2 separate regions of the Homo sapiens genome follow, and region 2 is linked to region 1. A link is a contact called in ENCODE Hi-C or POLR2A ChIA-PET data. All regions are on one chromosome and are shown on one strand. The core of a region is the stretch at or near the end of the contact, and the rest is flanking DNA. Distances in the headings are between cores, read along the strand shown.

What was found. A loop is a pair of places that touch in the nucleus more often than their neighbours do. ChIA-PET counts read pairs that join two places held with the same protein, here RNA polymerase II (POLR2A). Pooled maps may share reads with other maps.
Region 2: a pooled map shows a loop between it and region 1 (3-fold over the local background). The contact joins the promoter of FAM136A here to the enhancer-like site in region 1. A Hi-C loop is called at or near these places in 3 of 50 pooled maps. POLR2A ChIA-PET finds 5 or more read pairs at or near these places in 4 of 52 experiments (AG04450, MCF 10A, PC-9 and 1 more).

The regions. Positions count from the first base shown.
Region 1 is chr2:70,520,992-70,526,877 of GRCh38, forward strand. The region is part of intron 1 of TGFA (transforming growth factor alpha); the gene reads right to left. Among named protein-coding and RNA genes, the nearest start is that of TGFA, 30 kb to the right of the region's middle. RefSeq lists an enhancer at 3,021-3,637. Within about 2 kb of position 3,545, at least 21 of the 41 ENCODE cell types and tissues checked have a DNase peak (open chromatin) inside an H3K27ac peak, as active enhancers do; they include PC-9, where a contact is called at or near this core.
Region 2 is chr2:70,298,796-70,304,681 of GRCh38, forward strand. It overlaps FAM136A (family with sequence similarity 136 member A), which reads right to left and starts at 3,272. Exons shown (of 3, transcript NM_001329752.2): 1 at 2,809-3,272; 2 at 2,045-2,185. The coding sequence starts at 3,216. RefSeq lists enhancers at 1,608-2,557, 2,558-3,506 and silencers at 3,192-3,461, 5,265-5,394.

The DNA.
Region 1 (5,886 bases), core at 2,295-4,794:
CTATCCATCCCCCTGCATCCCTGCTGTTACTGCCCCAATTCAGGCCCTATCATCTCTCCCTGTGCTATCAAAATAGTTGTTAGACTGGTTTTCTTGCCAACAGCTTAAAAAAAAAAATCTTTGCTCCTACTACTAGACTGACCTTGCTGAATGAAATCACTCCTATCCTCTAAGCTCTCCATGGGCTCTGTACCACTCACAGAACCCAGCGCAGAGACAGAACCCAGCCCCAAGTCCTGAGTAGAGATTTAGCATGCATAACCTGATCCTAGACCTCGTTTCCACCTAAACTCCACCCATTCCCTCCTGTCAGGTCCTCTGACCCCAGCTGCCCAGCACTGCCCCTTTTCCCTGCACAAAAATTGGCACTCCCAACTTGGTGCCTTGGGTTCATGCTACTAGGATCCTCACCCAACTTCTTATGGCTGCTGACTTTAGTTTAGTTGCCTGAGCCTCAGTTTCCTTCACTGTAAAAGCAGATAAAGATATCCAACTCTTGCACAGGGTTGTTTAGAGATTAAACGAGAGACACATGAGAAAAATGTGGTATATTGAGTGACACACAATAAACATGCAACAAATGGTAGCTGCTACTATTGATAGTTTTTTTTGTTGTTGTTTGTTTGTTTTTTTTTTTTTTTTTTTTTGAGTCTCGCTCTGTCTCCTAGGCTGGAGTGCAGTGGCACGATCTTGGCTCACTGCAACCTCTGCCTTCCGAATTCAAGCGATTCTTCTGCCTCCGCCTCCCGAGTAGCTGGGACCACAGGCACGCGCCACCATGCCTGGCTAATTTTTGTAGTTTTAGTAGAGACGGGGTTTCACCATATTGGCCAGGCTGGTCTTGAACTCCTGACTTCATGATTCACCTGCCTTGGCCTCCCAAAGTGCTGGGATTACAGGCGCAGGCCACCGTACCGAACCTATTGACAGTTTTCATTCACATCATGCTGATCTCTCAAGTCGGCATATCCCATCCTCTACCCATGGGAATCAAATTGGCCTCTCAAAGCCTTGCTCAAATGTCAGAAATAATCATTTCTTCCTCAGAGGAATCCTTACTTTATTCTGCCTTGCAGTTCAGAAGTTTTTACATCTTACCTGTCTCTCCTCTCTAGTGCGGTCAGGAGCTGTGGCTAAATCATCTCTATCCTTACACCTGGCCTAACGCACCTACATAGGATTTTAATACATTTATGTTGAACTGAATTTCTCTAAGAGGTCACCAGCTTGAAAACAGAGTTAAAGTCTCATCAAAGACTTGGACTAGGGGCTGGGTAGTGAGTAGTGAGGGTGTACAGATGGGGAATGGGAAAACCTGCAGATCCTCGGGAATTCCTTTACTTCTAGTCTAGATCCCTGCCGCTACAGCTCTAGGTCTTGGTTCTTACTCTAATTTCAGTGGAGATGAGGAGCACTTGAATTTTTATTTCCAACTTTTATTTTTTATTTATTTACTTTTTTATGATGGAGTCTTACTCTGTTGCCCAGGCTGGAGTACAGTGGCATGATCTCAGCTCACTGCAACCTCCACCTCCCAGGTTCAAGCAATTCTCCTGCCTCAGCCTCCTGAATAGCTGGGATACAGGTGTGTGTCATCACACCCGGCTAATTTTTTATATTTTTGGTACAGACGAGGTTTCACCATGTTGGCCAGGCTGGTCTTAAACTCCCGACCTTAAGTGATCCACCTGCCTCGACCTCCCAAAGTGCTGGGATCACAGCCAACTTTTATTTTAAGTTCAGGGGTACACGTGCAGGATGTGCAGGTTTGTTACTTAAGTAGACGTGGGCCATGGTGGTTTGCTGCACAGAGCACTTGAATCCTGACATTCATTCATTCAACAAGTGCTCACTGAGCACCTGCTGCACCATTAGCGGGACATTGTCTAGGTGCTGGGCAGAGAGCAATGAATGAAAAGTCCCTTCCTATGAGAAAGGATCCTTCCAATTCTCAAAAGCCATTGAACTCCATTATAAATAGCTGTACCATTGTTCAGTTGGGTGGTAAGTTAAATCTGTGTTTTTCTATTTAAATGATATTAAATATTCCCACTACAATATTGAAAAATCCATGAGGAATGAAGGAACTGTCATCCTTATCCAAAGCCCGGATTTAAGTCTGCTGAAGTGGCCTGTCAAGTGGATCCTGCATTGTTTGGTCACCCGATGAGATGACCCCTGAAATATTTTATTTTCCTACCCTTAACTCATTTTGTTGGCTTTTCCTGAAACTTTTATAAGAACACAAAGACTTCCATCCAGTGACCCCAAAGAGGCCTGGCCATATCCCAAGGAGGCTAAGACAGAGGAGTGAACGCTCATTGTGAACGTTCGTTGTGAATGTTGTGTCCCAGGGCTCTTCAAGCAAAGGCAAGACTTGCCACAAGGAGTTTACAATCCAGATGATTGAAGCAAACACACTCACTGGTGTTCCTGTATCTCTGATGCTCCCTATTACAGCCCTTTCTTCCACCCAAATGTTTCTACCTAGTCCGGGTCTCTTACAAACACTAACTCCTTCTCTTCTGCGTAGAAAAGCCTCCTTACTGCCTGACGTCATTTCTACCAGCCTTCCAGGTCGAGCTCAATCCCCAAGTCCTCCACGATGCCCCCTGACCACTCTGGCAGGCAGAGCTCCCTGCCTGCACCTCCTAATACCCACCAGCACTGGGCTGGGTATAAGATCAGGTCACTCACATGGACTAGTATCTCCTGTCCCTCCTTCTCTCAGCCCAGACCTCATTTCCCACCATTACTGATTTAGGAGAGCTGGTTACTATCTTTCCCTACTTCAAGAGACAAATGAGAATATTGGCAAACTGCTTTGAACTCTTTAGAGTCAATGCCACTAACAAGTGCCCAGAACTGACACCACAGAAGTAACCTAGTTGTTACATAACCCTTTGCAGCTATGTTAACAGAGAAGTAACATAGCTGCAAAAGGAGGTGAAATGCTTTTCCTGACATCTGGAGAAGCATGCAAAAAATAAACAACTAAATAAAAAAGGCACAGAGACCCTTGGAGGAGGAGCCAGTTGCTTCCTGTTGAGACACTTTTGTTTCTAAGGCCCGGCCACTGTGATGCAACAACTCACACTGCCACACAGACATCTTCCTGTATTCTCCCCAACATGTTACCCACTTCAAAGCCTTATAGAATAAGGCTGCCCACTGATCTGGTGGTCCGAGAGAACCCTCTCTCATAAAGCAAAGCAAATAGCAGATAGGTAAAACATCTTTATCCAACAGTGTTAACCAGGATGCAGCACGCATCTGGCTAGAGGTGAGGAAGGCCCTGTGCTTGCTCTCACCTGTGCAGATCTATGCCACACCCTTTTGTGCCAGGAGGAAGCAATTGTCTCTTCCGAAGAGTTTAAGCCTTATCAAAGACTTAGACCAGGGGCTGGGTACTGAGTCAACCTTCCTCTTCCCCAGGCCTGCTCACGCACTGGCTGGCTGAGGGCCCCCATCCAAATTCCTGGAATTTCAAGGCAACAGGGCGAGTATCGCCGAGCCCTCTCGGGCTGGCTGGAGTTCCCCAGCTGCTGAATCACCAACAGGCTCTACCAGGGCCGAGTTCTGAGGTTGCAGAGAAGCCGTGCCAAGCTGAGGCACTCTGAAAACCTGTTCCAGCTGACTGGCACTGTGACACGAGGCCTTGAGGTGTCTCTGGAAAGGGTTACACTTGATTTTCCCAGAGTCCAGGAGGGAGGAAGAAGGGGATGGCGGCAGTGGGCTAGGGACAAAGCTGGGGATAAAGTGGCAGATGCTATAGCTATCCACAGGGCCCTGGGCCCTTTGCATTGTGAACCAGCTGAGCAGAGGGCACCTGGCTGACAAGAAGTACAGGAACCAAACACCACCTCTGGAAGGATCCATGGGGAGGTTATAAGTCCCTCCCTATCCGTGAAGGCCCATTGGCCCCATCTCAACTTCCCTGGCCTGTGATGTCTCAGAATTACCATCCTCTGGGCCCAGGTGAGCAGTGGTTCTGCTGGTGTGCACCTCGGGCCAGCAAAGTTAGACTCTTGGTGGCTGAAATCAAACCAAGCCCATCCCCTCAGCTCAGTCAAAGCCATGTGTGGGCATCATTCACACAAGTGGCTTGAAAGTAGGGTATGAGCAGGGAGGAGGTAAAAACAAGCAATCCTTGAACTCTGTCCCATTTCCTCCATGTGAATAGCTTGGTGATGACAAACTCATCCCTGCACCCTGGTGCACAACACCCTGGACACCCCGGAACCACCCTGCAGAAGGCATTGTGAGGCTTTGGGTTTGGGCCAATACAAATACCAGTGTGACTTGGCAGAATCTCAGATCAATGCAGCATCAGCCTGGAAGTAGGGGATGGGGGAAGGGGACAATGCTGCCCCATTGCTAATCCCCACTGTCCACCTTGGGGGCTGGCCACAGGACACCCCTTAGGCATGCTCACTTGAGTTGATAAGGGTGGCTGATTAAGAAGCAAGTTCAATCAAGAAGGAAACAAATCCCCAGAACTACAGGTTTTCAAGAGTTAAGGGGTAAATACACTTACTTCTTGCAGCTCCACATTTCTCAACCCACATCACACTGCAAACTGGCAGAATCTCTAAGTTCTCCTCCTTGGGCCCCAGAAGCAAGGGGCAGGAGGAGGGAGAAGAGGCTAGTAGGGGAGAAAGGCCTGGGCAACAAGTGCAGGCTCCAGGTGCTGAAGAGGAGGAGTGGACGGGGTGGTACTCAGATTTACTCCCTTTCACTGGGAGACCTTGACCAGACCACCCGCTAGCCCAGGGGTTCTTACTGCTGGTAGCAGATGCCCCTTAGGGAGCATCTGAGAACCTGTGGTGGGAGGTGCTTTCTGACTGTCACAAGGACTAGGGGGCACTACTGGTACTTAATGGTGGGGCCGCGGATGCTAAGTTTCTGATTTCTGTAATGCACAGAACCTTGTCTTGCTTAACATATTGACAGTGCACTCTGTTGAGAAATTCTGGGCCCCAACAGAGAAAGTCTCTTCAACTGCAGGTCATTTAGTTTCCAACTGTATATGGGCAGATGTACCCAAAACTCAGGGGAAATGCAACAAGCTTGTAGTCACATGAGCAGACAGGGCCACTCATTAGAGCCTTGAAAATGGTCACAGAAGGACCATGGTGATCCAACCTGCCCCATTTACCTGGAATGCTTTTTCCTGTCAGCTCTTCCCTCTATTCTCCAGGTCATCAGCCTGTGCCTGTCTTGTCTGTCTCTTTGTATTAACCCAAAGCATTCAGGTTACACAACATGAAGCCTATTTATAAAGTAACAAGACTGACAAGTCACAAAACCCACTCCAGGTGTTTTATAGTGGTGGGGTTCCAATGAGACTCGGAAGCCCCAAGAGGGAAGAAACACACGGGGATGATGCATTTGACTTTCTTTTGGTCCACTGCCAGATTTTAAGGCCCCTAATGTATCTCCCTCAGGTCAATACATGTTCTTACCAGCCACGTGTAGCAAAGCTGTTCAGTTAATGCCCCAAATGCACTTAGTTGTATGGGCAGAATCTCATTTATTGACTCGAGACAAACCAGTAAGGAACAAGGCATGCCAACCCCAGAGCTGTGGGGCAGAGAGCATCATGTATCTTTTAGCAGTGTCAATTTAAGACATTTTAAAGGAAAACAAAAATCCCGGAGAAAATGCAATAGCTCTGCTATGGGAAAATGGGAGTGGGATCTCCCCTACCAACCCTGCTCTAGTCCATTTTCCCCTTTAACTTTTGCTGGGGAAAGGGTGGTGATGAGAAGCAAAAAGGAGGGAGAGGGAAAAGAGGAAGTTTTCTGCTAGGATGGTTTAGTTCTAGCAAGAACAGAGACCAGCAGGAAGACTACAGAAAGAAGAATGAAGGTGGCAGCATTTCAC
Region 2 (5,886 bases), core at 2,022-4,521, 220 kb before region 1:
AGAAAACCAGGAGAGTGAGATGTCCTGGTGACCAACTGAATAAAGTGCTTTAAGAAGGAGAGGGATCCACTGTGTCAATGATGCAGACAGAGTAAGATGAAGACTGAGAAATGACCCCCGGATTCGGCCCCATGGGGGTGAGTGGCAGGAGTGGTTCTGGCCCAGTGAAGAGTGAAAGTCCACTTGGAGAGGACTAAAAAGATAATGCAAGGGAAGTTATAGAGCAATCCAAGAATCACATTTTCAAAGACCCCATCTATAAAATTAGCTGTCAAAAAGAACACAAAGAAACCCTTTGGGGTTCCATGATCTTGAAGAAGTTATTCCTTCATAATGGCAGTAACTTTGAAGCGTTTTGAATGGAAGAATGTAAAGATGTGTCACATTATGTATAAGTTTCCATGTGGATGGAACCTCAGGCTATGAAAGGCTGGCTTGGAAGTAGGCTTGCTTCCCCCAGGTTCCAGAAAAATATACTTAGAAGATGGGAGTAAAATGAAGTTGTGGATACTCTTTGCTCCAGAGAGGGAAACAGGGAGCTCTTTTGGTAACCTCAGAGGGGCTTGTGAGCCAGGAATCAGTGAGTCAACAGTAATAATGATTCACATAAATGACTGCTCCTTAGTGACAGAGGGGCTGCCCTCTGGGTATAGCAACTAGGGGCAGTCCTGGGTGGGTGTATAAGTCCACAAAATGGTGGAAGGGTGTTCCTCGAATCTGTACCTTTTCAAGGCTATCCTACCTTTCTAGAGATTCTGCTGTTTTAAAAATAATATATGTTTTAGGAAACTTTATTTTTTTATTTTTATTTTATTTATTTTTTGAGACGGAGTCTCGCTCTGTCACCCAGGCTGGAGTGCAGTGACGTGATCTTGGCTCACTGCAAGCTCTGCCTCCCGGATTCACGCCATTCTCCTGCCTCAGCTTCCCGAGTAGCTGGGACTACAGGCGCCCACCACCACACCTGGCCAATTTTTTGTATTTTTAGTAGAGACGGGGTTTCACTGTGTTAGCCAGGATGGTCTGGATCTCCTGACCTCGTGATCTGCCTGCCTCGGCCTCCCAAAGTGCTGGGATTACAGGTGTGAGCCACCGTGCCTGAACATTATTTATTTTTTTTTGAGACGGAGTTTCGCTCTTGTTGTCCAGGCTGGAGCGCAATGGCATGCGATCTTGGCTCACTGCAACCTGCGCCTTCCAGTTTCAAGCGATTCTCCTGCCTCAGCCTCCCGAGTAGCTGGGATTACAGGCACCTGCCACCATGCCCAGATAATTTCTGTATTTTTAGTAGAGATGGGGTTTCACCATGTTGGCCAGGACGGTCTCAAACTCCTGACCTCGTGATCCACCCGCCTCGGCCTCCCAAAATGTTGGGATTACAGGCGCGAGCTACGCGTCCAGCCAGGAAACTTTATACTACACAGTATACATTCTGTATTTGGTGGTTATGTCAAAAGGAACAAACAAACGCCTCCTCCCCAACAAACTGCATAAGGGCTCTTGGTCATGAACTCCCCTGGTAACTCCCCATTACATCATTTCTTTTTTTTTGAGACAGAGTCTCGCTCTGTTGCCAGGCTGAAGTGCAGTGGCGCGATCTTGGCTCACTGCAACTACACCTCCTGGGTTCAAGAGATTCCCCTGCCTCAGCCTCCCTAGTATCTGGGACTACAGGTGCGTGCCACCACGCCTGGCTAATTTTTTGTATTTTAGTAGAGACGGGGTTTCACCATGTTGGCCAGGATGGTCTTGATCTCCTGCTCTCATGATCCACCTGCCTCAGCCTCCTAAAGTGCTGGGATTACAGGCATGAGCCTCCGCGCTCGGCCTACATCATTTCTATAGGAAATGATGTTCAACTTAAGGCACTCGACCGCCAAGACTTTTTCCAAAATTTCAAACCCTGTGAAAACTGGTTGGCCATCAGTATCACAACTGTTAACAGAACCAAGACACTAAAGCCAAGAGTTTTGAACAAATGCTTGTCATCTCCTGCAAAAGTCTGTATCAAGGACTACAGTGCTCTGTCTAGGATATTTCTCACCTGGAACTTCTCCAGCTCACTGGTGACCAAAGCCTGGGCTTGAGCCAGAGGCACATGGCAGCGCTCGATGCACTGGTGCACCTGCTTCATGGAGGCCTGGCTGTCCTCACAACAGCTGGCGCTGCACCGGAACATGAGACCCTGGGGAGAAAGGGCAGAGAGGTTAGGTAGGAAAGTCTCTGGGGACAGAGATGACTATGGAGCACTACAGGAGTTAGAAGGCCACGTGGATATTTGCACCTCTCTCTCCACCTTCTGCTTTCACCTTCCCTGAGAATAGACACCAGGACCTTAAAACCACCACTGGGGAAAATTATCCTCAATGTCTAGTGTAGTGTTTCATGGTGTCCTTGCTGCTAGCTCATCGGCACCTGTTGCACCGATGGTTGGGTGAACAGAGGTTCGCCCGAGTGGGTGAGGGTAGGGTGGTCTGACGAAGCCAAATTCTGAAAACCAGGAGCCTCTTCCATGGGGTTCAGAGGTCAGCAACCTAGCAATACAAATTCCACCAGAGGGCAGCCGACCCACTAATCAATGACTCAAGGGGCACTATCTGGGAAACGCATACTCCGTGAGAGAAGCAGGACCGAAACACACAGAGGCATTGCGGGGCTCAGAGAAGAACAGTGTAGAAACCCGCGCTGTGTGAAGCGAGGTTGGGCGCAAGAGAAGCAGGCATGACCTGGCCAACGGGGAGGCCGGAAGTCCTCGCCTTTCTGGTCTTTCACGTTGGCAGCGCCTCTGCTGGGCCTCGGGCCGCTCACCTGCGGAAGGGGCCGCGTAAGAGGGGAAGGTGGTGGGGCGAGCGCCTGCCACCAGGGGCTTCCCACCTGCCGCCGAGGACGCTCCTGCCCCGGGCTGGAAGGGGCGGAAAACAGCCTCGCGCACGGCAAGGGCACACGGATTTCATCCGATCCGCCAAAGCTTCCGAAGTCCTGTCCGAGGCCGCCCCGGCGACCCCAGGGCCGCCCACACCCGGTCTGCGGGGACGCGGCTGCAGTGCAAGGCGTCGCGTGGTGGCTGAGGGAAGGGCCCGGAACCCACCCGCTGAGAAGGGGGTCCTGGTTCGGCCCCAGCCCCGCTACCTGCATCTTCCGGATGTTCTCTCTTTCCAGACTCTTCACCATGGACTCCACCGCCTCCTGCACCCGGAGCTGCTGCAGCTCAGCCATGGCGACCCCGCGCTGCCCCGCGGCGCTCCGCGCCGGCGCCCATATGGAATCGGCGTACGGGCCCGCCCCCTCACCGCCCTTCGCCGCCCTTCGCCGCCTGCCCTTCCAGGGCCCACGCCCCCCCCTGGCGGCCGAACGGAGCCACTGCATGCTGGTGTCCGCGAGCCCACCGCCCTCCTCCCGCTTGGGAACCGGTCACTGGGACACCTGCCCTGCGGCTGCTGCCTGCCTTTCCTCCTCCCTCCCATGTCCCTCCCTTTACATTCTTTAAAATTATTTAATGTAATTTACATACAGATAAATGCCCAGATCTTAGGCGTGCTGCTTGATGAGTTTTAACAAACCCTGTCCGCCGGGCGCAGTGGCTTACGCCTGTAATCCCAGCACTTTGGGAGGCCGTGGGCAGGTGGATGACCTGAGCTCAGGAATTTGAGACCAGCCTGGCCAACCTGGCGAAACCCCGTCCCTACTAAAAATACAAAAATTAGCCGGGTGTGGTGGCACATGCCTGTAGTCCCAGCTATTTGGGAGGCTGAGGCAGGAGAATTGCTTGAACCCGGGAGGGAGAGGTTGCAGTGAGCCGAAATCACGCCATTGCACTCCAGCCTGGACGACAGAGTGAGACTCTGTCTCTAAACAACAATAAAAACCCAAACTCTGTCTTGTCCCAATCTCCGTCCTTTCTACCCCATCTCCCCACCCCTGCCCTAACTGGTCTGCTTCTGTCACTGTAGATTACATTTTCTCTTTCTAGAATGTCATATGTATGTTATTATCCAATAAGTACTCCTTTTCTGTCTGGCTTTTTTAGCATATTGCTGAAAAATACTTAGCCTAATGCTTTCGAGATTGAGCTGTGTTGTTGGTTCTTTTTTGCTGCTGAGTAGTATTCTATTGAATGGACATACCACATTTGTCGTTGTTGTTTTTTGAGACAGGGTCTTACTCTGTCACCCAGGCTGGAGTGCAGTGATGTGGTCTCGGCTCATGCAGCCTCCACCTCCCTGGTTCAAGTGATTCTCATGCCTCAGCCTCCCGAGTAGCTGGGATTACAGGCATGTGCCACCACGTCTGGCTAATTTTTTTTTTTTTTTTGTAGACACGGGGTTTCACCATGTTAGCCAAGCTGGTCTCCAACTCCTGAGCTCAAGGGATCCACACACCTCGGCCTCCCAAAGTGCTGAGATTGCAGGCATGAGGCATCGGTCCCGGCCCACATTTGTTGATCCATTCCCCTGCTGATGGGTGTTTGGGTCTTTTCCACTTAGTAGCTATTATGAATAAAGTGGTGACTATGAACATCCTTGACCATTTTTTTTTTCTTTTGGAGATGGGATCTTGCTATGTTGTCCAGGCTGGTCTCAAACTCCAGGCCTCAAGCTATCCTCCTGCCTCTGCCTATCAAAGGGATTACGGGTATGCACCACCACCCAGTCCTGGACCAAGTCTTTTGTAGACACAGATTTTCTTTTCTTTTGGGTAAATATCTAGAAATGGGATTGTTGGATCACAGGGTAGATGTATGTTTATGCATTTATTTCTCATAAAAAATGAACTTCAGAGACAAAGCAGGGGCTACAGATCATCAATGAAGCAGTCATCAATGAAGCACTTACATGCCAGCAACATGAAACTGTTTCTGAATTCCTGGAGCAGTTTTTTTTTTGGAATGCCTCACTGTCCCACCCATAACAGTACTGTCGTGTGCATTCATTTATCGAATACATTAGCTAGGGGTGCGGGTCCAGAGGGGAGTGTCAGTGGAGAAGGGAAACACACTCCGTGGAGAAGGGGAAGGGGCAGTGTTGGAAGAGGTGTGCTGGAGGAGGTGGTCCAGGCTGGCAAGGAGGGAGTGAGCCATCCGGGTTCCTCAGGAAAGTTTTCTTAGAGGAGATAAGGCTTGAATTGAGGCTTTGAATTGAATTGAAATGAGTGGGTGTTTGCTTGGCATATGGGGCTGAAGAGAAAGCCATGTCAGGCATGGGGGTGCAAGGTGGGGGTGGGGGAGGAACAAAGGAATGGGGCCGTCATTAGAATTTAACGATTTTCTGCCATTGGGCGCTAGATGGCAGGAGAACTCTAGTTTAGGGCAGTGGGGAGTTTGACTCAACCCAAGCTTCTTTGAAGAAAGCTATGTTTTGATTGGGCACGGTGGCTCACGCCTGTAATCCCAGCACTTTGGGGAGCTGAGGCAGGTGGATCACCTGAGGTCAGGAGTTCAGGAGTTTGAGACCAGCCTGGCCAACATGGTGAAACCCCATCTCTACTAAAAGCACAAAAATTAGCCGGGCGTGGTGGCAGGCACTTGTAGTCTTGGCTACTTTGGGAGGCTGAGACAGGAGAATCGCTTGAATCCGGGAGGTAGAGGTTGCAGCGAGCTGAGATCACGTCACTGCACTCCAGCTTGGGCAACAAAGTGAGACTCTGTCTCAAAAAAAATAAAATAAAAAATAAAAGCAAGCAAGCAAGCAAGCAAGCAAGCAAGCAAGCAACCAAACAAGCTGTGTTCTTCCAGCGCCAGGCCCTCTCTAGTGAGTACAAGTGTGAGTATCTCCCCATAAATCACAGTTCAGGGTCTTGAGACAGCCTGTTCACTTCAAGCTCGACTACAAGTGGCTCCCAGCAGCAGCTGGAATCAGGGCGACACCAACTATTAAATAATGTGCCAGA